Regions from separate parts of the Homo sapiens genome. Here region 2 is linked to region 1. The links are chromatin loops, found by intact Hi-C in ENCODE. Cell type or tissue: heart left ventricle. All regions are shown on one strand. Links, peaks and the distances in the headings refer to the core of each region. The heading gives the core; the rest is flanking DNA.

Evidence for each region. Hi-C counts contacts between places; a loop is a spot of excess contacts. Peaks named below come from ENCODE experiments on the same cell type or tissue, not always from the same donor. Only the 100,000 strongest peaks of a DNase experiment are listed, where the experiment ranks them.
Region 2: it touches region 1 in a loop (2.2-fold over the local background); 2 of 110 quality-filtered maps call a loop at or near these places.

What each region holds. Positions count from the first base shown.
Region 1 is chr5:37,202,603-37,218,876 of GRCh38, forward strand. It overlaps CPLANE1 (ciliogenesis and planar polarity effector complex subunit 1), which reads right to left. Exons shown (of 53, transcript NM_001384732.1): 16 at 10,957-11,130; 17 at 3,595-3,823; 18 at 2,713-2,852. It also overlaps the pseudogene OFD1P17. Among named protein-coding and RNA genes, the nearest start is that of CPLANE1-AS1, 38 kb to the right of the region's middle. RefSeq lists an enhancer at 6,477-6,636. In heart left ventricle, for the core only: no CTCF peak of the experiment used is centred there; a DNase peak (open chromatin) is centred at 6,449; H3K4me3 peaks cover 867 bases.
Region 2 is chr5:37,020,902-37,034,469 of GRCh38, forward strand. It overlaps NIPBL (NIPBL cohesin loading factor), which reads left to right. Exons shown (of 47, transcript NM_133433.4): 28 at 1,150-1,248; 29 at 1,343-1,489; 30 at 3,684-3,818; 31 at 5,328-5,426; 32 at 6,458-6,511. Among named protein-coding and RNA genes, the nearest start is that of NIPBL, 150 kb to the left of the region's middle. In heart left ventricle, for the core only: no CTCF peak of the experiment used is centred there; no DNase peak of the experiment used is centred there.

The DNA of each region.
Region 1 (16,274 bases), core at 2,237-10,236:
AAGGCAAAATGTAAGATGTGGTGGTAGAACTGGAAACTCAGGGATTTTTCTACTATGAAATATTTTAAGCATACTGTAAAATATAGAATATATGAAAGTACAGAATATAATATGTCAAACACTTATGTACTGACTTCTCATCCTTGTCTGATATTAACATTTTTGCTATATTCAACTTAGGTAGCCACTATCCAGCATTTGGTGTGGATATACTGGAATTCCAATTAAATATATGTTGTCTTTCTGTTGTGTGTTCTACAAAGCTTAACTTCTCTTTCATATTTTTCAAATCTATGTCCCTATCTATTTTGTATATATTTATCTTTCTTTATATATTTTATATATATATATGTATATGATAGCTCAGATGAATAGCTCAGATTCATCTTTTCCAGTTCACAAATTTGCTCCTAAATTGGTTTAGTAACTTTAACCATCTATTGAAGTTTTTGTTTTTAAATCAGGTTGAGACATAATTTACATACTATATCCATCCTTTTTAAAGTATACAGTTCAATAAAATTAAACAAATCTATATTGGCTTGTAATAACATTTCCATCACTCCAAAAGTTATACTTCTTTGTAGTCAATTCCCTGTTTATTCTCAGGCAACCCCTGATCTGTTTTCTGCTCCTATAGTTTTGTTTTTTATAGAATGCCACAGAAATGGAATCATACGGTATGTAGTCTTCGTTCCTGACTTCTTTCAGGACTTCTTACCATGACGGTTCTGTGATTCATCTATGTTGTCACAAGTTATCAGCAATTTGTTCCTCTTCACTATTTGTTATTCCATTTTAAAGATATATTTGAATTTGCTTATCCATTCACCAGTTGACGGACATTTGAGGTGTTTCCAAATTTTGGCTATTATGAAAAAGTTGCTATAAACATTCATGTATGGATATTTGTTTTGTTTCATTTTTTGAGACAAGGATCTCACTCTGTCACCCAGGCTGGAGTGCAGTGGCACAATCATGGCTCACTGCAGACTTGACCTCCTAGGCTCAAGGGATTCTCCCACTTTAGTTAGCTTCCCAAGCAGCTGGGACTACAGGCATATACCATCATGCCTGGATAATTTTTGTATTTTCTGTAGAGACAGGGTTTTGTCATATTGCCCAAGCTGGTCTCGAACTCCTGGGCTCAAGTGATCTGCTGGCCTTAGCCTCCCAAAGCATTGAGATTACAGGCATGAGCCACTGCGCCTGGCTTCATGTACACATTTTTGTGTACATGAATATTTGAATGGGCCTGTTTCTATTTCTCTTTAATGGAATGGAATTCATTCAAGAGCAGCTAAAGAGAAAAAAATGGAACCCTTTGAATTTTTATTTGCTTGTTGTTTCTGACCTCTGGCAATTCCCCTTACTTTATTTAAAGCTTGGCCTTTAAGTGGATATTTTTTGTATTTTATCTAGAAACACATTTTATCTATGTATTTATCGTGGAAGAGTTTTCAGATCATTTAAAACAACATATTGCCAAAACTCAAAGTTCAGACTGGGGATATTTTAGTCCCTTCTTTAAAATCCAACTTTCACACAGTAACATCTTTTCATTGATTAAAGCAAAAGAACTGCACAGAAAATTATCAAAGAAAAGTTTATAGTCAGATTTCCAAGCATTATAGGTTCTCTCAAAACAGAAATGTTATAAGTTTTAGGAATCTAGAGTTAGAAGTCTCACTCTTTACTGGAGCAAAGCACCAATAAAAACAGAAGGGCCTCACAGTTGCCCTGGTTTTACATTAAATATACGACATTAAATGACTGATTTCATTACTTTTTATCTAAATTTCTCCAACTGTAAAACAGATAAATTTTATAGGATTCCTGTGTGAATCCATGTAATACATGTAATATTCTATCATTTTTAATTTTTTAATACCATTTTGAACTTTTCAAATAAAAAAGATCTATAATTTATGCACTAGGTGAGAGTTGAAATAAATCACTCCTAAGTACCCTTCCAGGCTTGAGATTCTACAGCTCCAAAAGAAAATGATACAAATGAAGCGAAATATAATTAGTGTAAAGGTATGTATGAAGGCTACTCTCAACATAGTCTCTGGGGTGGCCTTGCTCTGCAGGAGGAGTCAGAGAGCTGTAACACTGCGGCATCAAGAAAGCTACTTTAATATTTAAAAAAAAAAAAAAAGGCATGTATGGAAAATCAGAAAATCATTCAGTTATCAACCCTTGTATTGTAAGCTGGCATCAATTTTGGGTGTTCCCATGGTTAAGTATAAATATCATACTTTCATTTTTCAGCCGGGCGCAGTGGCTCATGCCTGTAATCCCAACACTTTGGGAGGCCAAAGCAGGCGGATCACCTGAGGTCAGGAGTTTGAGACCAGCCTGGCCAACAAGGTGAAACCCTGTCTCTACAAACACTACAAAAATTAGCCGGACGTGGTGGCCCACGCCTGTAATCCCAGCTACTCGGGAAGCTGAAGCAGGAGAATTGCTTGAACCCGGCAGGTAGAGTTTGCAGTGAGCTAAGATCACGCCACTGCACTCCAGCCTGGGTGGCAGAGTAACACTCCATCTCAAAAAATAATAAAATAAAATAAAAATAAATATCATACTTTCATTTTTGATAAGTTTATTTCAAAGTGTTAATACATTTGTAGACATGTATAAACTTTTTAAGGTATTATAAGGTTTATATTAATCTGACACGAATCAGACTATACATACATAACACACCTGTAAACTGTTTATATTTTGAGCCCATTTCATTTTTTGCTTCCAAAGAGGCTGGTTGACCTAAAACACACTGCAGTTTTTCCTGAAAAATCTGTGCTGGAGTCATACGGAGTGGTAGATTCAGACTCTTTTTCTTGGACCTGAAATGACATCAAATTAAGGGAAATGAATCCAAATTTTGAAAAAAAAGGAAAGGTTTCACATATCAAGGACTAAACATGAAAGTTTAAGAAACAATGGAATTTACTTTTTTATCTATCGTACATGTAAAAAAGATATATTCAAGGAAATATTGTATTAAGACCCTCCACGATTATGATCCTAATATACTCCCCCCATTCTTATTTCTAATTGCTACCCTAAACACGGGCTTTACTAACACATAAGTGTGCTAAATAAATGGTTTTTGTTTGTTTTGAGACAGGGTCTCACTCTGTTGCCCAGGCTGACGTGTAATGACATGATCACGGCTCACTGCAGCCTTGACCTCCCGCGCTCAAGTGATCTTCCCACCTCAGCCTCCCAAGTAGTTGGGACCACAGGCACGATCATCGCCCCTGGCTATTAATAAATGTTTTAACACAAATAAGTAAGCCACTGAGCTGTTCAATACAGTAACCACTAACTATATGTGGCTATTTTAATTTAAATTAACTAAAGTTAAATTGAAAATTTAATTCCTTGGTCTCACTGGCTGCATTTCAATAGTTACTTGTGGTGAGTGGCTACCATACTGGACAACACATTTCTATCACTAAAGAACGTTCCATTGAACAATGCTGAACTAAGGATTCCACATAAAATGTAAATACCAGCAATAAGAGAAATATAAAATACATAGTTCAATCATACTATATCTTAAAATTGCCTAAAAATCCATACCTCATGAAATTGCTATCACGTTTACAGAACAGCTGGAAAGCCACACCAATTGAAACAGACGTCTTCCAGTCTCCAAGTTTATATGCCAACCACACAGCCTCTGGAACCAGGCCACCAATAAATAGTAATTCAAGTGCATATTCAACTGTCCACACATTAGAGAGATTCTGATCTCTAACAACACTGGCCACCTTAGAGTGTTGCAGAGGAATAAGTCGAAAGGACTGCTCTGTGAGTAAATTTTTAAAAATGGATTATTACAATCACATCCAAACTCATGCTTCTTTACATGGGCATATTTATCTCTTCAATCAGTATTATCTACAAAAAACCACCAGGAAGATACATACAAAATGGGCTAAAGTAATACTCAACATGCCCTAGAACACTTTTAACACTGAAGAATGTGCCTCATTCGTGGGTCATGAAACAAATGCCAGCATTATTTTAAAAATGAAACAAAAGAGAAAAAAAACAAAACAGAATAGAAAGTATCAGACACAAAATAAAGGTAAATACTGTTTAATGAAACTTTTGTGTCAGGTAATATGTAAACACATACAAAAAACATTTATATCTACTATACTACTGGTTCACAAAGTACAATTTATTACCGTGACATGGGTCACAATGTGCAATTTATTACTGTGGGATGCTCAGAAATACATGTTTATTTCTCATACTAGATTATGAAATGTAGAAGGCAGAGACTACATTTTATCTGACTTTGTGTTACCCACAGTGTTATGCAATAAAAGACTAAGTTGAGGTAACAATGAAGCATATTAAGTGTCAATATTAGTGTTGATTACAAAGCAGAAAAGTGTGATGTTCAGTAATTCTGACTAAATAATAAGATTGCCATCTGGCCTGTGATTTAATACAAAAGGATAATATCGTTCCCCCTGGCCTTCTGTCCCTTTCCCTAATTGAAGTAACTTGATAAAGCAACTTAAAAATAGGATAAAAGAAATGTTATTAAAAAATACATGTTGATGGGATTTTTACTCATTCTCTCAAAATAAAAGTCATAAACAGCATTCATGAGCTTCTCTGTTCCTCGAAATGGTGAGTTTCTCACATGACCTATACAGGCTATGCCTACTGCAAGAACTAACATTTTAGCTCTCTGACAAACACATCAGGAAAAACAAAAAGTTTTCAACCACTTGGATGTCTGATTTTGCATAAGCAAAGGAGCCAGGAGACTGGCTAAATTTTTCCTATTTTTATTCACTACGAGCAAGGTAATATACCATTAAAATAACTTGAATAATTAAATTTTCTGAAAATTTTACTACTTTCACACAGTAAAAAAGTTCACGACCTTTTAAAATATCACACCAAATAAGCAACTCAAATCCCTAGAAACATTCTGATTAGAAAAATTAACATGAAATGTATATGCATCCTGAAACATTCACAGAACATAGGAGTTTGAACACATAGTTCAAAATCCATGGTTCTACGACTGATTATATTTGCTGACCACTTGTTGCCATCTTTATTAAATTTCTGATAGTATTTTAACTTGTACTACTCTAACTTAGGTGTGCCTTGTACATACATATGTATCTGTTCATGTCTACTCTTGCTTAAAGCCCTCCAACAGCTTCCCATGATACTTAAAATTCAGATTTCTTAACATGGCTTACATCATCTGGCCCCTTTACTGAATGCAACTCATATCACTCTCCACTTCCTTCTCTAGTTTTTTTTTGTTTGCTTTGGTTTTTTTGTTGTTGTTGTTTTTGTTTTGTTTTGTTTTGTTTTGTTTGAGACAGTCTTGCTCTGTCATCCAAGCTGGAGTGTAATCACGTGATCTCACTGCAACCTCTGTCATCTGGGCTCAAGCAATCCTCCTGCCTCAGCCTCCCAAGTGACTGGGAATCTCAGGTACATGTCACCATGGCGGGCTAATTTTTGTATTTTTTGTAGAGACAGGGTTTCATAATGTTGCCCAGGCTGATCTCAAACTCCTGAACTCAAGCAATCGGCCTGGCTTCCCAAAGTGCTGGGATTACAGGCATAGGCCAACATGCCCAGCCCTCCTCCTCTAGTTTACAGCCACACAGATCTTTCCGTTTCTCAAACACATCAAACTTGTTCTTGCCCTGGGGCTTTTACACAAACTCAGGTTAGAATGCCCTGTGCCTTGATGTATCCAACTCTTTTTTGTTATTAAGAGTTCGGCTTAGAGGCCGGGAGCGGTGGCTCACGCCTGTAATCCCAGCACTTTGGGAGGCCGAGGTGAGCGGATCAGGAGGTCAGGAGATCGAGACCATCCTGGCTAACACGGTGAAACCCCGTCTCCACTAAAAATACAAAAAATTAGCCCAGCGAGGTGGTGGGCGCCTGTAGTCCCAGCTACTCAGGAGGCTGAGGCAGGAGAATGGCACGAGCCCAGGAGGCGGAGCTTGCAGTGAGCCGAGACTGCGCCACTGCACTCCAGCCTGGGCGATAGAGCAAGACTCTGTCTCCCCCCCCCCCCAAAAAAAAAAAAGAGTTCAGCTTAACTTTCACCTCCTCAGAGAGCTACTCCTGAAATTCCAATCTCAAATTGCCACTCAGTCACGCTGTATTGCTCTATTTTAATTCTCTCCATAACAGTTATAACCATTTGATATATCTTGTTTATATATTTAAATTTCTGTCTCAACATATTAGACGTAAACCCCGTAAAAGAACAAGTACTTTATCACTTTGTTCATTGCAGTTAGGATAAATCTGTTTCACAGATGAAAAAAAAAAAGAAAAGAAAAAAAGAAAACATGCGCATGCGCCGTAGCTCTCCAGAACGGGAAGGCTGTACTGAGCCGGTCTCGGGAGACGAAGGATGGGATGTGAGGCGGTCCTGCCTTGCCGCCTTCTGTCCCTAGTCTCCGGGTCCCCGCCCTCCAGCCGCCTTTGATTCGTGACTGGGTCACGGTCCTCACTCATTCCTCAGAACCGCGAAGAAAGGAAGCTAGCGTGTTTGTTAGAAAACCTAGTTGGGAGTGCAAGGCAGAGAGCGTTCAGCACCCTTGTTCCTCCCGACCCCTCAGGACAGAAGCAGGGCTCTGGAGGGCAGGGATTCCCCCTCGTCTTGGCCCTACAGCCCCAGCTGGGCACTAAACTCGGGCCACGGCGGGGCGAGCGAGGCGGGCTCCGGAGGAAGCTGACGGCTGATGATGGCTCAGTCCAACATGCTCCCCGTGGCTGATGTGTTGAGTCAAAATGAACTGCGCAAAAAGCTATACCAGACATTTAAGGATCGGGGTATACTGGAAACACTCAAGATACAACTTCGAAACCAGCTAATTCATGAGTTAATGCACCCTGTATTGAGTGGAGAACTGCAACCTCAGTCCATTTCAGTGCAAGGGAGCTCCCTCTTAATAAGTGCCTCTAACTCTTTAGTGGCAGATCACTTACAAAGATGTGGCTGTGAATATTCACTTTCTGTTTTCTTTCTAGAAAGTGGTTTGGCAAAAGAAAAGGTATTTACTATGCAGGATCTATTACAACTCATTAAAATCAACCCTACTTCCAGTCTGTACAAATCACTGGTTTCAGGAGCTGATAAAGAAAACCAAAAAGGTTTTCTTATGCATTTTTTAAAAGGATTGGCAGAATATCATCAAGCTAAAGAAAGTTGTAATATGGAAACTCAGACAAGTTCGACATTTAGCAGAGATTCTCTGGCTGAGAAGCTTCAGCTTATTGATGATCAGTTTGCAGATGCTTACCCTCAGCGTATCAAGTTTGAGTCTTTAGAAATAAAGCTAAATGAATATAAGAGAGAAATAGAAGAGCAACTTCGGGAAGAAATATGTCAAAAGTTGAAGTTTTTTAAAGATACCGAAATAGGAAAAATTAAAATGGAAGCAAAAAAAAAGTATGAGAAGGAATTAGCCGTGTTCCAGAATGATTTTGAGAAAGCTTGTCAAGCAAAATCTGAAGCCCTTGTTATTCGGGAAAAGAGCACCCTTGAGAGAATTCAAAAGCACCAAGAGATTGAAACAAAAGAGATTTATGCTCAAAGGCAACTTTTACTAAAAGATATGGATTTGCTAAGAGGAAGAGAAGCAGAGCTGAAGCAAAGAGTTGAAGCTTTTGAACTGAACCAGAAGCTCCAGGAAGAAAAACATAAAAGTATGACTGAGGCACTTAGGAGACGGGAGCAGAATATAAAGAGTTTTGAGAAGACCTATGACCAAAAACTCAAGAATGAACTCCTAAAGTATCAACTTGAACTAAAGGACGACTACATCATTAGAACTAATCGACTGATTGAAGATGAAAGGAAGAATAAAGAAAAAGCTGTTCATTTGCAAGAGGAGCTCATAGCTTTTAATTCAAAAAAGGAGGAACTCAATCAATCTATAAATCGCATGAAAGAACTTGAGCTTGAATTAGAGTCTGTCAAAGCCCAGTCTTTGGCAATAACAAAACAAAACCATATGCTGAATGAAAAGGTTAAAGTGATGAGTGACTATTCACTACTAAAAGAAGAGAGACTGGAGCTTCTGGCACAAAATAAATTACTTAAACAACAACTGGAAGAGAGTAGAAATGAAAACTTGCGTCTCCTAAACCGCCTAGCTCAGCTGGCTCCTGAACTTGCGGTCTTTCAGAAAGAACTAAGGAGAGCAGAAAAGGCTACAGTGGTTGAGCATGAGGAGTTCGAAAGCCGCAAACAAGCTCTGCACAAACAACTGCAAGATGAAATTGAGCATACTACACAGTTGAAGGCCCAGATACTAGGTTACAAAGTTTCCATAAAGAGGTTAACTATTCAGGTTGCCGATTTAAAATCGCAATTGAAGCAAACTCAGACAGCCCTAGAGAATGAAGTGTACTGCAATCCAAAGCAGTCTGTGATCCATCATTCTGCCAATGGATTAATAAATGGCAACATGGTGCTTCACAATGGTGAGATAAGTGGGGATTTCTTGAACAATCCTTTTAAACAGGAAAAAGTTCTAGCAGGTACGGTTGCATCAAGGATCACAAATTATCCAAATGCAGGGATGGAGGGTAGTTCCCCTGATTCTGACCTTGAGTTTGTCGCCAATACTAATGCAAGGGTCAAACAGCTTCAGCAAGAGGCGGAACGCTTGGAAAAGGCTTTCAGAAGTTACCATCGGAGAGACATTAAAAACTCTGCCAAAGGCCCACTACCAGCAAAGAGCCCACCATCTCTGCACTTGCTGGAAGCCTTCAAAAACATTACTTCCAGTTCCCCGGAAAGACGTATTTTTGCAGAGGACAGAGTTGTCTCTGAGCAGCCTCAAGTGGGCACACTTAAAGAAGAAAGGAATGACATCTTGGAAGCCCTGACAGGCAGTGCAGCCTCAAGGCTATGCGGGGGCACTTCCTCCAGACGCCTCTCCTCCACACCCCTTCCAAAAGCAAAAAGAAGCCTTGAAAGTGAAATATATCTGGAAGGTCTGGGCAGATCACACATTGCTTCCCCCAGTCCTTATCCTGACAGAATGCCCCCGCCATCACCCGCTGAGTCTAGGCACAACCTCTCCATCCCTCCCTTCTCCAGCCCTCCGGAGCAGAAAGCGGGTCTTTACTGGAGACAAAATGAACTTCAAGACAAAAGTGAATTTTCAGATGCGGACAAGCTAGCTTTTAAGGATAACGAGGAATTTGAATCATCTTTTGAATATGCACGGAATGTGCCAAGGCAGTTTGAAATGGATGGGCCCTCTCCTGCCGGGGATATGCTTCATATGGGCGCAGCTGTAGCTGCTGTGCCCCTCTCATATCAGCACCCAAGTGTAGATCAGAAACAAATTGAAGAACAAAAGGAAGAAGAAAAAATATGGGAACAGCAAGTGAAAGAACGAAAGCAGAGAGAAGAAAGAAGGCAGAGTAACCTACAAGAAATTTTAGAAAGGGAAAGAAGAGAACTAGAAAAACTGTATCAGGAAAGGAGGATGACTGAAGAATCACTGAAGATTGAAATGGAAAATGAATTAGAAATGAGTAATCAAGAAATGAAAGACAAATCTGCTCACAGTGAAAATCCTTTAGAGAAATACATGAAAATCATCCAGCAAGACCAGGAGTCGGCAGATAAGAGCTCAAAAAAGATGGTCCAGGAAGGCTCCCTAGTGGACACACTGCAATGTAGTGACAAAGTCGAAAGTTTAACACGCTTTTCTCATGAAGAACCAGATGACTCTTGGTAACCATGTTTGCTGCCCAGCTTCTAACTTACATACCATGAGAAATTACATAACATTTACTCCTTTGTAAATGTTTCTCTATCAACAGATAAAACTCTGAATAAAAATGTGTAATCCAAAAAAAAAAAAAAGAAAGAAACTACAAATGTTTTCGTATTATCAATTTCATGTGGTGCAAGCTAGTATATGTGCAGCACTAAGAATACTGTGTGGCAAATAGTAGGCACTTAATAAAAATTAGAATGAATGAATATCATAGAAATTTGTGTACCTGTTTATACTGAGAGCAGGGCAGTTATCTAGCACAGGATTAGATGCATTTTGACCATACTAATGAAAGTATTAAATTTAAAAAGTAAATGGTCCAAATAAAATAATAAAAGTAAATCATCCAAATAACATTAAATACTGAATTAGCAGGCTCAATATTTATTAAATCTCTACATTTTGACATAAATGAAGGTGGCAGCTCTTTCACTTTAAAAATTGAAACTTCAGCTGGGCACACCTATAGTCCCTGCTACTTGGGAGGCTGAGGTGGTTAAGATCATTTGGCCGGGCACGTGGCGCACGCCTATAATCCCAGCAGGGAGGCCAAGGCAGGTGGATCACCTGAGGTCAGGAGTTCGAGACCAGCCTGACTAACGTGGTGAAACCCTGTCTCTACTAAATACAAAAAATTAGCCAGGTGTGGTGGCATATGCCGATAATCCCAGCTACTTGGGAGGTTGAGGCAGGAAAATTGCTTGAACCCAGGAGGTGGAGGTTGCAGTTAGCCAAGATCACACCATTGCACTCCACCCTGGGCAACAAGAGCGAAACTCAGTCTCAAAAAAAAGAAAAGATTGTTTGAGGCCAGGAGTTCAAAAACAGTCTGAGCAATATAGCAAAATTCCATCTCTAAAAAGAAATAATTAATAAATTAAAATTTAAAACTAAAAACTTTATAAAGATCAACTTGTCCCAATTTTGTGATTTTAAAAAGCCATGTTCAGTAAAAACGAATCTAAGCCATTACTTTTCTCAGATTCTATTCATTCATAGTCATAAATCACCTCCTATGTTTCAGATACTATGCTAGAACAGTATCATTGAGTAATGGCCTCTGTATAATATGTTTTAAATATTATATTATGTGCAATGCAAAAAAAGTTTAAAAAGGATTTGTTTACTACATTACCTGTTTTAATATGAAGTGGGGGAAGAACATTCACATGATGAGGGGGCAAAATGCAAAGCTGCTGATTGGTGAAATAGGCAGCCATGAAACGAGCCATGGACTGGACGACTCTCACTGCTGCCTCAGGATGAACACCGCCCACCATTCCACACTCAAAATGAGACTTTGCAGCACCTAAGGAATACAGCAATGACCTAAGAAGATTGTGATCAACTACCAAAAGTAATAATATTTAAGTTCCCAACATTATACAAAAAGAAAATTGCAATACCTTTTTTTCTGAGATAAGCACCCATGGCCAATACAAGCTGAATTATAATAGGTACCGTACTTCTTAAAGACAATAAAACCAGAAACAATTACAATTGACCCTTGAACTTCACGGGTTTGAACTGCATAAATCCACTTATATATACAGATTTTTTTTCCATAAATGTACTAGAAAATGTTTTGGAGATTTGTGACAATTTGAAAAAATTTGTAGGCATACCACATAACCTAGAAATATCAATAAAAAAAGAAAAAGGTATGTCATCAATATAAAAAATATATGTAAATAATTATTTTATCATTTAGTACCATAAAATACATATAAACTATAAAAAGTTAAAATTTATCAAAATTGGCTGGGTACAGTGGCTTACACCTATAATCCCAGCACTTTGGAAGGCCAAGGTGGGCTGATCTCTTGAGCTCAGGAGTTTGAGACCAGCCTGGGCAACATGGTGAAATCCCACCTCTACAGAAAAATACAATAAAAAGAAACATTAGCTGGGCATGGTTGTGCGCACCTATAGTCCCAGCTATTCAGGGTGCTGAGGTAGGAGGATCGCTTGAGTCTAGGAGGCGGAGGCTGCAGTAAGCTGAGATTGTGCCAGTGCACTCCAGCCTGGGCAACAGAGCTAGATAGACCCTGACTCAAAAAAAAATTATCAAAATTTACACAAACACTTACAGGCCATATATGGCACTGTTCACAGTCAAGAGAAATGTAAACACACATAAAGATAAAGTATTAAATAACTGCATAAAATTCATTGTAGTTCCTACTGTACTACTGTATTAATTTTGCAGCTACTTCCTGTTGCTATTTTGAGGAGTTCAAGTGTTGCAAGTATTTGCTTAAAATACTGTGTGATGCTAATCATCTCTGCATGAGCAGTTCATCTCTCTAGTAAAGTGCACATGGCAATAAAAAGCAACCTCACAATTCTTGTGTAGTTCTCATCACGTTTAGTGCAGTACCATAAACCTTGAATAACACCATAAGACCTACAGGAAGTGCCACCAGAGATCCTGGAAGTGTTCTGAATAAGCAGAAAAAAATCATGACATTACAAGTAAAAGTTGAATTACTTGAGACATACCATGGATTGAGGTCTGCAGCTATGGTTGTCTACCATTTCAGACAATTAATCTTGGAAACAGATAACATAAACTTGTGGTATCAATAAATACAGTACAATACTGGAAATGTATTTTCCCTTATGATTTTTTTTTCTCTTTTTGAGACAGAGTTTCACTTTTATTGCCCAGGCTGGAGTGCAATGGTGCGATCTCAGCTCACCACAAACCTCGCCTTCTGGGTTCAAGTGATTCTCCTGCCTCAGCCTCCTGAGTAGCTGGGATTATAGGCACGTGCCACCACGCCCGGCTAATTTTGTATTTTTAGTAGAGACCAGTTTTCTCCATGTTGGTCAGACTGGTCTCGAACTCTTGACCTCAGGTGATCTGCCCGCCTCGGCCTCCCAAAGTGCTGGGATTACAGACATGAGCCACTGTACCTGGCCTCTTAGGATTTTCTTAATACAACTTTCCTTTCTCTGGCTTACTTTATTCTAAGAATACAGTATATAATATATACAACATATAAAATATATGTTAATCAACTATTTATGTTACCAGTAAGGCTTCTAGTCAACAGTAGGCTATTAATGGTTAAGTTTTTCGGGAGTCAAGTTATACACGAATTTTTGACAGCATGAGGGTGTTGGTGCTCCTAACCCCTGTGATGTTCAATGGTCAACTGTAGTTAGTAATTATGTGCACATACACCTAAGAACTGTTCACAACTTTAAGTTTTATTTTTTAAATGGAGGTATCTATACAAAATGACCCAGGCACGACAGCCTTGCAAGCTTAGAATTTCATTATTTATTTCCCGTTTTTCCTTCTCTTTCCTTTTTTTTTTTTTTTTTTTTTTTTGAAGATAAACGGGGCAGGGCTTACTACAAAAATAATCTAAAAAGCACTGATATAAGATTTTTTTCTTTTTTTCTTTTTTGTTTTTTGAGAAAGAATCCTGCTCTGTCACCCAAGCTAGAGTGCAGTGGCACATTCTCAGCTCACTGCAACCTCTGCCTCCAAGGTTTAGGCCATCTTCCCGCCTCAGTCTCCTGAGTAGCTGGGACTATAGGCACACGCCACCTTGACCGGCTAATTTTTTTTGTATTTTTTTGGTCAAGATGGGGTTTCGCCATGTTGGACAGGCTGGTCTTGAACTCCTGAGCTCAAGTAATCGGTCCGCCTCAGCCTCCCAAAATGCTGGGATTACAGGTGTGAGCCACCATGACCACCCAAGATTCTTAATGCTTTTGTCTGTACCATTAGATCTGAGAATCTTAATATACTCCCATTAGTAATAGTAGCTCACTAGTATAAGATTTTGGGGGGCAGGCAGTAGCAAAAAGAACGTGTGGGGTGGGCCAGGCACAGAGGCTCATGCCTGTAATCCCCACACTTTGGGAGGCCCAGGATGGAGGATCACTTGAGTCCGTCCAGGAGTTTGATACCAGCCTGGGCAACATGGAGAAACCCCATCACTGCAAAAAAATACAAAAATTAGCCAGGTGTGGTGGCATGTGCCTATAGTCCCAGCTACTCAGGAGGCTGAGGCAGGAGGATCACTTGAGCCTGGGAGGTTGAAGCTGCAGTGAGCTGTGATCACGCCACTGCACTCCAGCCTAGGTGACAGAGTGAGGCCCTATCTCAAACACACGCACACAAATGTGTGGAGTGAAGGGAGATGGCTAGATAGCAGGTGGACAGAAGAATCACATCAAAATTTCTGGCATAACTCCAAAGTGCACTAGCAGGATTAGAGGACATGCGTCATTCCCACTTGAGAATCTCAATAATAATATAAGCTGGCATTCACAAATTTGAAAATAAATTAGCTTAAAACTACTAAATACTGTATAGATAAATACTAGGATAACATTAGTTGGTATGAAGTGTATGGCTCCAACAATAGAAAGGTATCTTTCTTTTCCAGAAGTGATCTGACACATATTCATGGGAAATTACATTTTATATGTGTATGGATTTCTATCTTGTTCACTGTATGTCCCAGCACCTAGCACTTCTCCTCTCATATAGTAGGCCCTCAAAGGAATATTGTTAATAAAGAAAATAATGTTAATTAATGTTACCTGGTTTCTTTTTTTAAACAAAAGGAATTGAGAAAATTTTATTAGCCTTCAAGCAGTAGTCTTCATTTAGTCACTGTAATATTTGGGGGGAAAAACCACACTATTTCTTCACATTCGAGTTAGAGATACCTGGGTAAAAATTTTTTTCTCCTGGGTAAAACTTATGGAGGAATTATACAAAGGTAAGATTTTCAGTAATCTTAATCATTCAAACCTTATGCAAAACTCAGGAATCAGCCTCTTAAATAGGGAGTGACCTGATGATAAAAGTTATTGTCACAGAATAAAGCTGTATCAATTTAGAAGTTAAAAAAATTTTCAAAGTGTAAATCTCGACCGGGTGCAGTGGCTCATGCCTGTAATCCCAGCACTTTGGGAGGCCAAGGCAGGTGGATCACCTGAGGTCAGGAGTTAGAGACCAGCCTGGCCAATATGGTGAAACCCCGTCTCTACTAAAAATACAAAAAATTAGCTGGGCATGGTGGTGCACGCTTGTAATCCCAGCTACTAGTGAGGCTGAGGCAGGAGAATCACTTTAACCCAGGAGGCCGAAGTTGCAGTGAGCCGAGACTGCGCCATTGCACTCCAGCCTGGGCGACAGAGCGAGACACCATCTCAAATAAATAAATAAATAAATAAATAAATAAATAAAAATAAAGTGTAATTCTGTATAGGGTGCAGTGCTAATGTTAATAACAGAAACCCGGCTGGGCGAAGTGGCTCATGCCTGTAATCCTAGCACTTTGGGAGGCCGAGGGGGGAGGATCACCTGAGGTCAGGAGTTCGATACCAGCCTGGCCAACATGGTGAAACTCTGTCTCTACTAAAAATAGAAAAAAAATTAGCCAGGTGTGGTGGCAGGAGCCTGTAATCCCAGCTACTCAGGAGGCTGAGGCAGGAGAATTGCTTGAACCCGGGAGGCAGAGGTTGCAATGAGCCGAGATCGTGCCTCTGCATTCCAGCCTGGTGACAAGAGCGAGACTCCATCTCAAAAAAATAAAAATAAAAATAAAAATAATAGAAACCCTATTTAATAAAAATTAAATAACTATAGACAATTATTTAATAAGGTAGGTGTGCAGAAAGGAACTACCATAGCATGCATGACTGCTTGAAATGCTTGCTTGTAAGGTGGTCCTTGGCTGGTATCTGGGAACTTGGATTTTGGGAGGATTTCCACCACCCTAACTGATAAGAAGAGCTCACTGAACCTAAACTGTATAAACAATGTGGTTTACGCTGAACATCTGTTTTCCCTCTGAGAGTGTAGAATTTTGGTTTGTACTAAGGCAGAAGGGGTTTATGTGACCAGCCCCCCAATTAAAAACCCTGAGCACTGAGGTTCTAATGAACTTCCCTGGTAGACTATATCTCACATGTTGTCACAACTTGTCACTGAGGAAACTAGGGACATCCTGTGTGACTCTACTGGGAGAGGATTCATAGAAGCTTATTCCTGGTTTTCTCCAAACTTCATACCATGCACCTTTTCCCTTTGCTGATTTTGCTGTTTTCTTTCACTGTAATAAATCATAGCTATGAGTACAACTATATGTTAAATCTTCTGAGTTTTCCTAGTGAACCATCAAATCTAGGGGGTAATTTTGGGGTCCCCAACCCAGTAAGTATATGCTTAATATATTTTAAGCAATCATCATTAAAAATTAAGACAAATGAGCTGGGCGCGGTGGCTCACGCTTGTAATCCCAGCACTTTGAGAGGCTGAGGTGAGTGGATCACCTGAGGTCGGGAGTTCAAGAACAGCCTGGCCAATGTGGTGAAACCCCGTCTCTACTAAAAATACAAAAATTAGCTAGGCATGGTGGCAGGCGCCTGTAATCCCAGCTACTCGGGAGGCTGAGGCAGGAAAACTGCTTGAAACTGGGA
Region 2 (13,568 bases), core at 242-8,241, 180 kb before region 1:
ACAGTGATATTGATTTTTCTGATTCTGGATGCTTGTGAGCAGTATATAATATCATTCATTGTTGAGTACAGATACTTAAAAGATCATAGATGTAGTATTTGTTTTTAGGTTCTCCGGCCGGGTGTAGTGGCTCACGCCTGTAATCCCAACACTTTGGGAAGCCAAGGCAAGTGGATCACCTGAGGTCAAGAGTTCGAGACCAACCTGACCAACATGGTGAAACCCCGTCTCTACTAAAAATACAAAAATTAGCGGGGCGTGGTGGCACATGCCTGTAATCCCAGCTACTCGGGAGGCTGAGGCCGGAGAATTGCTTGAACCTGGGAGGTGGAAGTTGCAGTGAGCCGAGATCGTGCCATTGCACTCCAGCCTGGGCAACAAGAGGGAAACTCCATCTCAAACAAAAAAAGAAAGTCCTTGTTCTACATCCCTTTTACATATTCTTGTTTTACAAATATATATTTGTATGAATGCACACACATACAGTATCAGTAGAGTAAGTGACATTATAAAAACATCCAACTAAATCCCAGCACTTTGGGAAGCCAAGGCGGGCAGATTACGAGGTCAGGAGATCAAGACCGTCCTGGCTAACACAGTGAAACCCCATCTCTACTAAAAATACAAAAAATTAGCTGCCATGGTGGCATGTGCCTGTAGTCCCAGCTACTCAGGAGGCTGAGGCAGGAGAATCGCTTGAACCCGGGAGATGGAGGTTGCAGGGAGCCGAGATTGCGCCACTGCACTCCAGCCTGGGCGACAGAGCGAGACTCCATCCCAAAAAATAAAGTAATAAAATACAAAACATTCAACTACCAAATTATGATTTGAATGATACTAAATATCTTTGATTCAAGTTACACATAGCAAGGTTTTAATGGGGCTACAGGTTCTGCAAATGAAGCAAAACAATTAAAAAACAGGTTTAATTGGATAAACGAAAGGCTCCAAAGTATGGACTATACACTTAACACCTGTACTGATTTTTAAGTTAAACTTTGAATCATTAGGAAAGATCCTTTACTCATTTATATACAGATTAAAGAGAGGTAAATAATAGATTTGTTTTCTTTTGCATGTTTTCATGCTATTTTTAATTAAATTTTATGTATTCTAAAATTTACAAAAATGTCAATGTTTGCTTGGCAGATCCTACGAGTTCTTGGTGAAAATGCAATTGCTGTTCGAACAAAAGCCATGAAGTGTTTGTCTGAGGTTGTTGCTGTAGACCCCAGTATTCTAGCAAGGGTAAAGAGCAAAAATGATTCTTTCTTTTCTACTCGAATTGGAATATTCACTCTATTTAGGTATAAATTGTTTTTTTCTCTTCATTTTTCTTTAGCTTGATATGCAACGAGGTGTTCATGGACGATTGATGGATAATTCGACTAGTGTCCGAGAAGCAGCAGTAGAATTACTAGGTCGATTTGTCCTTTGTCGACCTCAGCTTGCTGAACAGTATTATGATATGCTGATTGAAAGAATATTGGTATGTTTGTCATTTTTATAATGATTCGTGAATATAATTTTGCCTTTCAAGCATCATGTTTTGTTTTAAAGTGTTAAGTTAGAAAAATAAATGTACCAATTATATATTTATATTGTCAAATTTATGAACTATTGCCACTTTCTAAACAAGTACATATTTTCAAGAATAGCCCTTGCAATATCATAAAACAAATCATTGGTAATAATTGGATTCCTTTTTTCAGTTGCTGTTTCTTTTTAATTATACCAGTTTACAATGAGTAGATGATAGGAACCACATGGGGTAGTTAAATGTTTTTGAACAAGAATCTAGAGTGATTTTATGTATATATTTATGTATGTATATATATAAACAGGAAGAATTATTTCAGTGAGAGACACGTACAGAACGTTGGTACCTGACAATATTTTTGGATCCCTTAGGTGCATCTTCTTGTTTCCTTAAAGCTGATTAATGATAGCTCAGATACCTACAAGTTAAGCCCAAAAGTCCATTGAGGTTTAAGAGCAAACTAAAGAGGTTCTACATACATCATGGAATTCTCTGGCTCTGAAGCATTTTTCTGAAAAATGAAAGGAAACATTGGCATTAGGAAATATCTGTGGAATCTCCACACTACCCATTGCAGGCATATTGACTTATTGTAGAACTCAACATAGATGCACTAGTGCACAAAATTAAGTATTACCTCAATGACAAGAGTTTATTTTGTCACCCTTGGCCTAATATCAGAACATTGTGTGACAGAAGTATAGAGTCATTTTTAGCTTCAACTAGGCATAAATCTTGGTTGAGAAACAAATAATTTAAAGAAAAGCTGGAAAAATTTTTTTCCTTCTTAGGGCTTCCATCTTTTGAAGGGTAAAATCAACAGGATTCCCACGTATCTGATAAACTCTGATATTTGTAACCCTAGTAAAATATCCTAAAATATTTTGGGGATTGCTAAAATCACATAATGGAGATTAATAATTTTGCACACTTCATGTATGATGCTTTTTATTTTTAAAACTCTTTAATATGAAAGTTTGTTAAAGAAAAATAGTACAGTGAACACCCTTGTACCTACCTCCATACTTCATCTGTACTTTCTGCTAAATTATTTTAAGTCAAACATTTTTTACTTCTTTTCTTGTGAACACTTCAGTTTGTAACACCAAAAAAAGATACTGTGCTATATAAACAAAACCATTATCTCACCCAAATTAGCACTCTAGTATCATCTGAATACTAGTTCTTAGATCCTCCATTGTCCTAAAAATGTTTTTTCATTCTTCTTTTTTAAGAATCAGAATTCAGTCAAAGGTAATACATTGCATTTGGGGGTCATGTCTTAAAATTGAAGACTATTTTCTTATTCTTTTTTTTTTTTTTTTTTTTTTTTTACATCCCATATGACATTGACGGATTAAAAAGGCCTGATCGGTTTTGTTATCTTCCCACACTTCGTTTAATTTAACTTGTGTTTTGTATCTCTTATAAACCATAAGATAGGCCAGGCGCAGTGCCTCATGCCTGTAATTGCAGCACTTTGGGAGGCTGAGGCGGGTGAATCACCCAAGGTCAGGAGTTCAAGACCAGCCTGACAACATGGTGAAACACTGTTTCTACTAAAAATACAAAAATTAGCCAGGCGTGGTGGTATGCACCTGTAATCCCAGCTACTCGGGAGGCTGAGACAGGAGAATCGCTTGAGCCTGGGAGGCAGAGGTTGCAGTGAGCTGAGATCGCACCATTGTTACCCCAGCCTGGGCGAGAAGAGCAAAACTCCATCCCAAAAAAAAAAAAGAAGTAACCATAAGATAGTGCCAAAGGTTTGATTAGATTCAGGTTAAACATTTTTATGAAGTCTACTTTTAAGTGATACTTCATGTGCTGTTTAAGTGCCAGACACTATTCTAAAGCTTATGTTTGTTTTCTCATTTAATTTTGACAAGCGTATACTTCTAGTCTTGTGTCCAGGGCTTAACTATAAAATATGTTTCTATGTCTTAGATATCATACTTTAAAAGTAAAGACAACATAAAAAAATAACACATTTATAGTAGCAGAAAGCATGTAAAAAGCAAATATGTCAAGTGTGTTTATCATGTTAACAAATAGTGAATATACTGCGTATGGATACTTATTTTCTAATTTCATACACTAGGCATCTCAATTTTTCTGACTCTTAAAAATACCTTTCTGTTTTTAGGATACTGGTATCAGTGTCAGGAAAAGAGTAATAAAGATTCTCAGAGACATTTGTATTGAACAACCAACATTTCCAAAAATCACAGAAATGTGTGTAAAAATGATTCGCAGAGTCAATGATGAAGAGGGCATTAAGGTAGTGTTGACTGTTTTAAATTTATTTTTCATTAATGTTTAAAATAAGTTAAATGTTTATTGCACCTAAATGTTGATTTTAAATATATCCAAACACTTTACAATGAATCGTTTATAGTTTATAAACTTAAGAAAAATACATACTTTAATTTTTTTTGTTTCTAGATTTTTATATTAAGTATTATAATCTGATTTTAACCAACCAATTCCTCAGTGGTAATATTTATTTAAGACTGGCCATAGTAGCTCATGCCTATAATCCCAGCACTTTGGGAGGCCAAGGCAGGAGAATGGCTTGAGGCCAGGAGTTGGAGATCAGCCTGGGCAACATAGTAAGAATCCTATTTCTATAAAAAATAAAATGATGAAAATAATTTTTAAAAATTTCACCAAACATAGTAGAGCATGCCTATAGTTCCAGCTACTCTAGAGATTGACACAGGAAGATTACTTGAGCCCAGGAATTCAAGGCTGCAGTGAGCTGTAATCTTGCCACTGCACTCCTGCCTGGGCAAGGGTGAGACTCCATCTCAAAAAATGTGCATGTGTGTGTTGATTGATTTATTGATTGTTATTATAAGAGATTGCATTATATTCAAAGGTTTCTCATGGGATTATTTTAATTTTCAAATGATTTTAGTTTTCTAAATTATTAAATAAATACTTTGTTTCATTATGTTAAGTGAAATAAGCCAGACACAGAAAATAGCACATATTTTCACTCATGCGTGGAAGCTTAAAAAAAATTTATCTCATAGAGATAGAGAATAGAAAGATGGTTAGCAGAGGGAGGGAAGGGTTGTGAGGGGTTGAATAAAGAGGGGTTGGTTCACAGTTATCAAAAATACACCCAGAAGGAATAAAATTTAGTGTTCAGTAGCACAATAGGGTGACTATAGTTAACAATAACTTATTGTACATTTAAAAATAACTAGAAGAATGGAAATAGGATGTTCCTAACACAAAGAAATGGTAAGTGCTTGAGGCGATGGATACCCCAGTTACCCTGATTTGATCATTATACATTGTATGCTTGTATCAAAAGTTCAACTATACTTCATAAATGTGTACAGCTATTATGTATCCATAAAAAAAAAATTTTAAGTTTAGTCCTAAATTCATTAGTAAATTTACATTTATATATAATAATATGTATAATTGTCCCTTTTTTTTAAGTTTAGCAAACACTGTAACAACTTCTTCTCCAAAAGCAGTAAATATATTTTTTAGTTTGATCATAAACATTTGAGTGTATAGTATGAAGAAGTTCTAGGCTAGGGATAGTATCACCCATTCGTATTGTTTAAAATCTTTACCAAATTGAAAATTTTTATAGTTTTGAGAAATTAGTAGTTTTAGAAAAAACTGAGGAAATTAATACCAGAAATTCCTGGCAGTTTGTGTTTTGATTAGTTATTTATAGCTTTGTGTTGGGCCTAATGAGAATTTGGAATTGTGAAATTGCCGTATTTGTTATAATTAGTTAATTTGAAATTTCTCTTCCTTCTAGAAATTAGTAAATGAAACATTCCAGAAACTCTGGTTTACTCCAACTCCACACAATGACAAAGAAGCAATGACAAGGAAAATTTTAAACATTACCGATGTGGTAAGAAGGACTGGAACAAGGGTGTGGTCACTGTTGATCCAGACCTAATTGAGGCCTACATGTCTTATGAAGGAAGAGACAATAATGAGATATTTCATTAATCTTGACATTTCGTACTGCTGCCTTTACTTTATATTTCTGGAGATGCTGAAGGGATGCAAGTAACATGTCGTTGATGCTTCCATATAGCCCTACTTCTTGGCATTAATTGATGTAAACACTGATACTGAGATTTTCCTATTCCTCCAGCAATTAAAAACAGGGAGGGAAAGGAGAAATGGAAGAACAGATACAATCGCCCAAGGGTAATAATCTGCAAAGATAGTAATGCCTACTTTTTTCAGAAATTATGAATATGGATTAGCTACATTTTTTATTATGCATAAGCTATACATTTTGTGTTTTTAATATAAGAAATTTTTGCCAGTCACAGCGCATATGCCTATAATCCCAGCTGCTCAGGAGTCTGAGACGGGGGATCAAGAGATCTTTGAACCAGGAGTTCAAAGCTGCAGTATACTGTAATCATGCCTGTGAATAGGCACTACACTCCAGCCTGGGCAATATAATAGCAAGATCCCTTCTCAAAAAAAAAAAAAGAAAAGAAAGAAAAATTCTGTATATTCAATTACATCATCTTCTACATTTCTATTGATGTCTTTAAAATGTGCCATCTAGAAGCGTAATAAGAAAAATATTTTTGTTCTTAATGTTTAAGATATTACAGATTTTCCTCACAGAGTGTAGTTCAAGTTATTGTGCCATTTTAAACTTATGCCACTTTAAACATTTAGTGCCATATTAAACCTCAATACATTAAACTAATTTCTTCAATGTTTTCCAAGATATTTTTTAGAATAAAGTTCTGTAACGTTGGTAAATGGTTGTGTTACTGAAAAAATAGTTTACTTTAAAAATAAACTTTTGAATTGAGAAAATTGAAACATGTTTCAGGCTAAAGCATAACAAAAGTATATTTTATTCACATTTATAAATATACTTCTAACTTTGATTCTTTTCATCACCCTTAGGTTGCAGCATGCAGAGATACTGGATATGACTGGTTTGAGCAACTGCTTCAAAACGTGAGTGTTCTTTTGACTCCTGATAACCTAAAATTTAATAGGTTAGTTTTTTGTTGTTGGTGTTTTTTTTTTTTTGGACTGTATGATTTAAAAGAACCTTTTTAGTTCTTTTGGTAGGGAAAATTTATTTCAATATGTTAGGCTGGATGATTTTGTTAATTTCTATAATTAATTCAGTTGCCTGGTTGTGGTTTTTTTTTTTTTTTTTTTTTTTTTGAGGTGGAGTCTCGCTCTCTCACTCTGTCGCCCAGGCTGGAGTGCAGTGGCACAATCTTGGTTCACTTCAACCTCTGCCTCCTGGGTTCAAGCAATTCTCCTGCCTCAGCCTCCAGAGTAGCTAGGATTACAGGTGTCCACCACCACACTCGGCTAATTTTTGTATTTTTGGTAGAGACGGGGTTTTACTATGTTGGCCAGGCTGGTCTCAAACTCCTGACCTCAGGTGACCTGCGTGCCTCGGCCTCCCAAAGTGCTGGGATTATAGGCATGAGCCACTGCGCCTGGCCTTCAGTTGTCTATTGTACAAGTAAGTTTTCTGAATCATTAACTAAAATTCTATCTTACTTTCTTTCCAGATAATTTTTTTTCTTTAATCTCTGTGATTAATAGATACAAGATTTATAAATGGATCAATATATTGCATTAAAAATATAATTACATGATTTAGTATGTTATGCATAGAATTTCCTTTAGTAGTACAGAGTCAAACCACAACTAGTGGGTTTTTTTTAAGTTTCATAAATAGAAATGTTTATCTCCCTATGAATTGTTAAATTTTTTATTTTAGAAAATTTCACACAGGCAGAAATATCCATCACCCAGCTTCAAAAATTATCAGCATTTTCCCAGTCTTGTTATAGCTATCCTTCCCCTATCTGGTTTTCTCCTTTTCTTTCTTTCTTCTTTTGTTTTCCATAATACTTTTTTTTTTTTTTTTTTTTTGAGATAGAGTCTCACTCTGTTGCCCAAACTGGAGTGCAGTGGCGCCATCTTGGCCGGCTCACTGCAACCTCCGCCTCCTGGGTTCAAGGGTTTCTCCTACCTCAGCCTCCCAAGTAGCTGGGGTTACAGGCACTTGCCACCACACCCAGCTAATTTTTGTATTTTTAGTAGAGATGAAGTTTCGCCATGTTGGCCAGGCTGGTCTCAAACTCCTGACCTCAGGTGATCTGCCCACCTCGGCCTCCCAAAGTGCTGAGATACAGGTGTGGGCCACCATGCCCAGCCTGTAATACTTTTAAAACAAAGGCCAAACTTTATATTATCTCATTCATAAATACTTTAGCATCTATCTATCTGTAGCAGATGACTTTTTTAAAAAATTATCATTTATACCAAAATAATAATGCATTATTCCATAACTAATACCTATTCAGTGTTCATATTTTCCTGTCTCAAAAATGTATTTTTATAGTTGGTTTGCAGTTGCTTTGGTTGATATACTCTTAAGTCTCTTATGTTAGTTTGCCCCTTACCTCCCTTTTCTCATGCGACTTGTATGTTTTTCTGTAGAATCTCCCACATTCTGGATTTAATAGTCCACTTTTTTTCTGGTGTCATTTAAGTTGTTCCTCTATCCACCAGTTTTCAAGTAAACTCTTAGTGAAATCTAGAGGCTTAATATGATTAAAGTTCAATTTTTAATCTAGGAGACAAATACCTCATAGGTGGTGTTGAATATTATTGCATCACAGCAGGAAGCACATATCTAGTTGTCTCATTTTCAGTGATTGATCTTTGATGAATTTAAGTGATGATATACAGTCATGTAACGTCCAACACAATGAACATACAGGATTTCACCCTAAAATGCCTTTTTGCAGTTGATCCTCTCTTCCTGGCCCTAGAAAACTATTGATCTACTTTTTCTCACTGTAGTTGTACCTTTTCATGTACATTGTTCCTATCAATGGAGTCATACAGTATGTAATCTTGTGTTTGACTTTTTAAACTTAGAATGTTGATTCATTCTTGTTGCTAATATATTAATATATCTTTTTATTACTGAGTAGTTTCAGTAGTGTGGATATATCATAATTTCTTTATCATTCACCATTTTGTGGACTTTGGGGTTCTTTCCAGTTTGGGGTGTTATGAATAATGCTTCTGTGAATATTGGTGTGTAAGGTTTTGTGTAGATGTATGTTTTCATTTATCTTGGGTAAACTCCCAGGAATGTGATTACAGGGTCATATGGTGAGTGAGAAACTGCCAAAATGTTTTTCCAAAATTGCTAAACCATTTTTCATTTCCACCATCAGTGTATGAAAGTTCCGGTTGCTCCACATCCTCACCAGTTCTCATTATTGTCACTTTTTTTAAAACTTTAGCCATTTTGGTGTGGTGGTAAAAGTAGTACATTACTTTCTTAAGATGTCTTTTTTAAAAAACCTTCATGGTGTTTTCAATGTGTAATCTTAGACTGTCTTCTTAAATCATCTTTCATTTCATATTTTTACATGATATATTTGGCATCATTTCTTTCCTAAATCAAATAGTTAGCTCTATATCATAGAACCTTATGACCACCTTAGTTAAGTTTATGTCAGCCATCCCAAAAGGTACATCATGATTTCTAAAAGGCTCTAAATCATATATTTCATTTGATAGTTATTATAAATGATCAAGTAAGAATTCAATGTAATTATCAGAAATGTCACTATTTAGGATTACTAAAAAGAATCTACAATAATGTCATCTTGTATTAGCAAATTAGAAGCAGAAGGGACATGACCAGATTTATACTCTCTTAACAATGATAGTTTTACTTGTACATTCTTTGTATCTTTATTCTCTAGTCCCATTTATTTAGTTAGTAAGTTAGTTTATCCATCCTATTCATGCTCTCTATTCTATGCTTTCCTACTTTAGTTTCTGCCAGCAACTTAGTTTACCAATGATATTGTGACTTTGTGATATATTTCCTTATACTAGCAGAGTTTGGTTTAGTGAAAGAAAGCAAACTCATATATATATATATGACAGAGACATAACTACTCTGAGCAATTATAACATATATGCATAAATGTTAAGAAAAGCTAGGAAGGATATAAAGAATGGACTGCTGGAGTTATTACAAATTCTTGAGTCCAGAATAATTAACATGCTTACTGTTTTTACATGAGCACATATGCATGCATTGCATTCAGTCCAATTTCAGATATTTCTAATTTTTATTTTTGGATTGGGTTTTTGGGGTTTGTTGTTGTTGTTTGTTTTTTGTAGATCATTGACTCTCCCCATTTATTGAATTTTTTTTTAGGGAAACTTGAAGTACTACTAAAATAGCTTCAAATTCCCACATGTACTAAACTCTGTTCATTGTCTAAATAATTATGTTAGTATATCTTTTTTTTTTTGGAGACAGGGTCTCGCTGTGTCATGCAGGCTGGAGTGCAGTGGCACCATCATGGCCCACTGTGGCCTCAACCTCCCTGGCTCAAGCAGTCCTCTTTCCTCAGCCTCCCAAGTAGCTGGAACCACAGGCATGCACCACCATGTTTAGCCTTTTTTTTTTTTTTTTTTTTTTTTGAGACAGGATGTCACTATATTACTCAAGCTTTTAGTATATCTTTTGTTTTTGTTTTTGAGGCGGAGTTTCACTCTTGTCGCCCAGGGTGGAGTGCAGTGGCACGATCTCCGCTCACTGCAACCTCCGCCTCCTGGGTTCAAGTGATTCTCTTGCCTCAGCCTCCCGAGTAGCTGGAATTACAGGCACCCACCACCACGCCTGGCTAATTTTTTTATATCTTTAGTAGAGACGGGGTTTCACCATGTTGGCCAGGCTGGTCTTGAACTCCAGACCTCAGGTGATCTGCCCACCTTGGCCTCCCAAAGTGCTGGGATTATAGGCGCAAGCCACCGTGCCTGGCCAGTATGTCATTTTTAAATGTATGGTGCTATCATTCCTTTATAACCTTTAACAATTCATAGTTTTTTGGCATTTTTCAGTAGGATGTGGAAGATTAACTTCTGTCCTGAAGGTCCTCACATTTTTTTTATTTCTAAAATGTACTCCAGTTAGTTTAAACCACTACCATAAATTGAGTAGCCCTTTATGACAGTCTTCTTCAAAAAACACATTGATAGCCATGTGATGGGTACACAAAAATTAAATAGATTTTACAGTGCCATTCATTTTAATTACTTAAGATCTAAGACTGACCATTTTCTAGTTTGTAAGGAAAATACAGGCAATGAAAAACAGTTAAGAGTAACCTGTTTCATCTCTTCCTGTCCTTTGTAATCCAGAGCAAGATCTTTCCGAGTTTACAATAAAATATTTTATCTCTATCAACCAGTGAATGGATAAATAAACTATGACAATCCCATGCAATTTAATAGTACTCCACATCAAAAAGGAACAGGGTATTAATACATACAGCAACATAGATAAATAATGAAAACATTGTGCAGAGTAAAAGAAGCCTTACGTAGAAGAGTACATATTATAATTCCATTTATACAAAATTCTAGGAGAGGTAAAACTAATCTATACTGGAAAAAATCAGAAGAGTGGCTGCAGGGAGCTGGGGATTGACTGGGAAAGGACATGAGGGAACTTTCAGGGATGATAGTTATGGTCCCTATCAGTGGTTCTAAAGGTTACCAGCATTACCTGGAGTTTTATTAGAAATGCAAATTCTTAGGCCCTACTCCAGACTTAATTCATCAGTAACTCTGAGGGTAGAGCCCATCATTCTGTATTTTAACAGTCTCTCTCCAGATGATTCAGATATAAGTTGACGATTGAGAACAACTGTTCTGTATATTGGTGTAGGGACTTGAGTTACAGTGGTGAATGCATTTGACAAAACTGAGCAAATGTACACTAAAAATTTGTGCATTTTATTGCATGTACATTTTATCTCAAGGAAAAAACGGGGAGTATACTGAAGTCTCCAGTTTACCTTGAAATGCATTGAAAGTAAAATGGATATAGGTGTGTGTGTATGCATATGCATACATGTATACGTGTGTGTGTGTGTGTGTGTGTGTGTGTGTGTGTGTGTGTGTGTGTGTGTGTAGTGTGTGTGTTCATCCCAGCAGAAAAAATCTTAAAGGTAGGATCCAGGAGCCAGGCTCAGTAGCTTGCACCCAGAATCCCAGCCTCTTAGAAGGTTGAGGCAGGAGGATCATTTGAAGCCTGGAGTTTTAGACCAACCTGGACAATGTACTGAGACCCCATCTCTGAAAAACATAAATAAATAAAATTAACTGGGCATTGTGGCCTGTGCCTGTAAATTCAGCTACGTGGGAGGCAGAGGCAGGAGGATCACTTGAGCCCAGGAGTTTTAGGCTGCAGTGAACTATGATTGTGCCACTGCCCTTTCTTCTGGGGAACAGAGTGAGACTCTATCTCACTCACCAAAAATGTTTTTAATGGTAGAATCTAGATGATGGTCGTTAGAGAGTGTTCATGATAAAACTTTTTTCAACTCTTTTGTTTGGCTGAAATTTTTCGTAATATTAAGATGGTGTAAAAAATATACCTGTATCACTGAGAATGTTGGTACCTTTAAAAGATATTTTTTAAGTGAGCAAGCTAAATTATACTTTAAAAAAATTTTATGCACCTTGATTACTTCTTATTTATATTATAAGTGCATGGCTAATATATGTGTGTAGGTTAACATTAAAGTAGAAGAAATCATTTCAGAGTGGGCAAGAAAAACTTTTGATAAAATTCAATATCCTTGAATGATTACTTATAATAAACAAGGATACAATGTAAATTCCTTAATCTGACAGATAAAACTACAAAACCTAAAATGAAAATAATGCAAAATGGGAAACTGTGAGCTTTCTTCAAATCATGAATAAAAAAATTTAAATATATCAAAGTGATTGTAAAATGTATATGGAAAAGCAGAGAAAAGGTAAAAATAACTAATTTCTGAAAAAAGCTGAAGCACTGACTTGCCTTACAAAATATTGGGACTTATTTTCAAAGATACATTACATAATTAAGAGCAGTAATAAGTAGATTAGTACGAAATAGAACAATGGAACAGGATAGAGATCCCAGAAAACAGGCTTACACATATAGAATATGCTTGCTATAAAACAGAAGTGGCACTGCAGATGATGGAGAAAAGATAGACTGTTTAGTAAATGGGGTTGGGATATTTGACTGTCCATAAGAATTAAAAAAAAAAGATTCCTACTTCAGCTCAAAAATCAACTCCATATAGATTAAAGGAGAACTTTAAAACTTTTAGAAAATATAGGAGAAAAAAATTTTTAATTACATATGTGTGTGTATATGTACATACACACACACACACACACACATATATATATATATATATATATATATTTTTTTTTTTTTTTTTTTTAATGGCTTGGTCTTGCTGTGTTGCCCAGGCTGGACTCAAACTCCTAGGCTCAAGTGATCCTCCTACCTCAGCCTCTTGAGTAGCTGGGACTACAAGCATGCACCACCATGCCCAGCCTGAATATATTTTTGATCTCTGAGTAGGAAAGGATGCCTTAAACAAGTCACAAAAACCATTAACCTTAAAAGATTGAAGAAAGTGAAAATACAAGTCACAAAATGGGAAAAGATATTTGGCACATATATAACCAACAATTAATACCGAGAATAAATACATAAGAACTTCTCTCCTACAAAACCAGTGTAAGTCAAGAGTCCCAGTAGAAAAATAGGTAAAGTTAATTAATAGGCATTTCATGGAGAAAATAGCATATAGGACCTATACTGTGTTCAACCCCATTAGTAAAGTAAGAAATACAAATCAAGACCACATTCTACACCATTTTATTGACAAAAATGGAGAAGTCAGACAATCACAAGTAATGGAAAAGAGGGATCAGGTAGTGTCTTTTAATACAGATAATAATTGAGAAAGTATTACAGCCACTTGAAAAATGATTTCATAAAATTATCTCATAAAAGCATTATCTTGTGAAGTTGAACAATGCATGTATCCAATGACCCAGCAATTCGACTTCAAATATATATACACACAAAAGAATCTTGCATATTTGCATCAGGAGGCATATACAAGAGTGCTTATTGTACTAAAATTGGGAT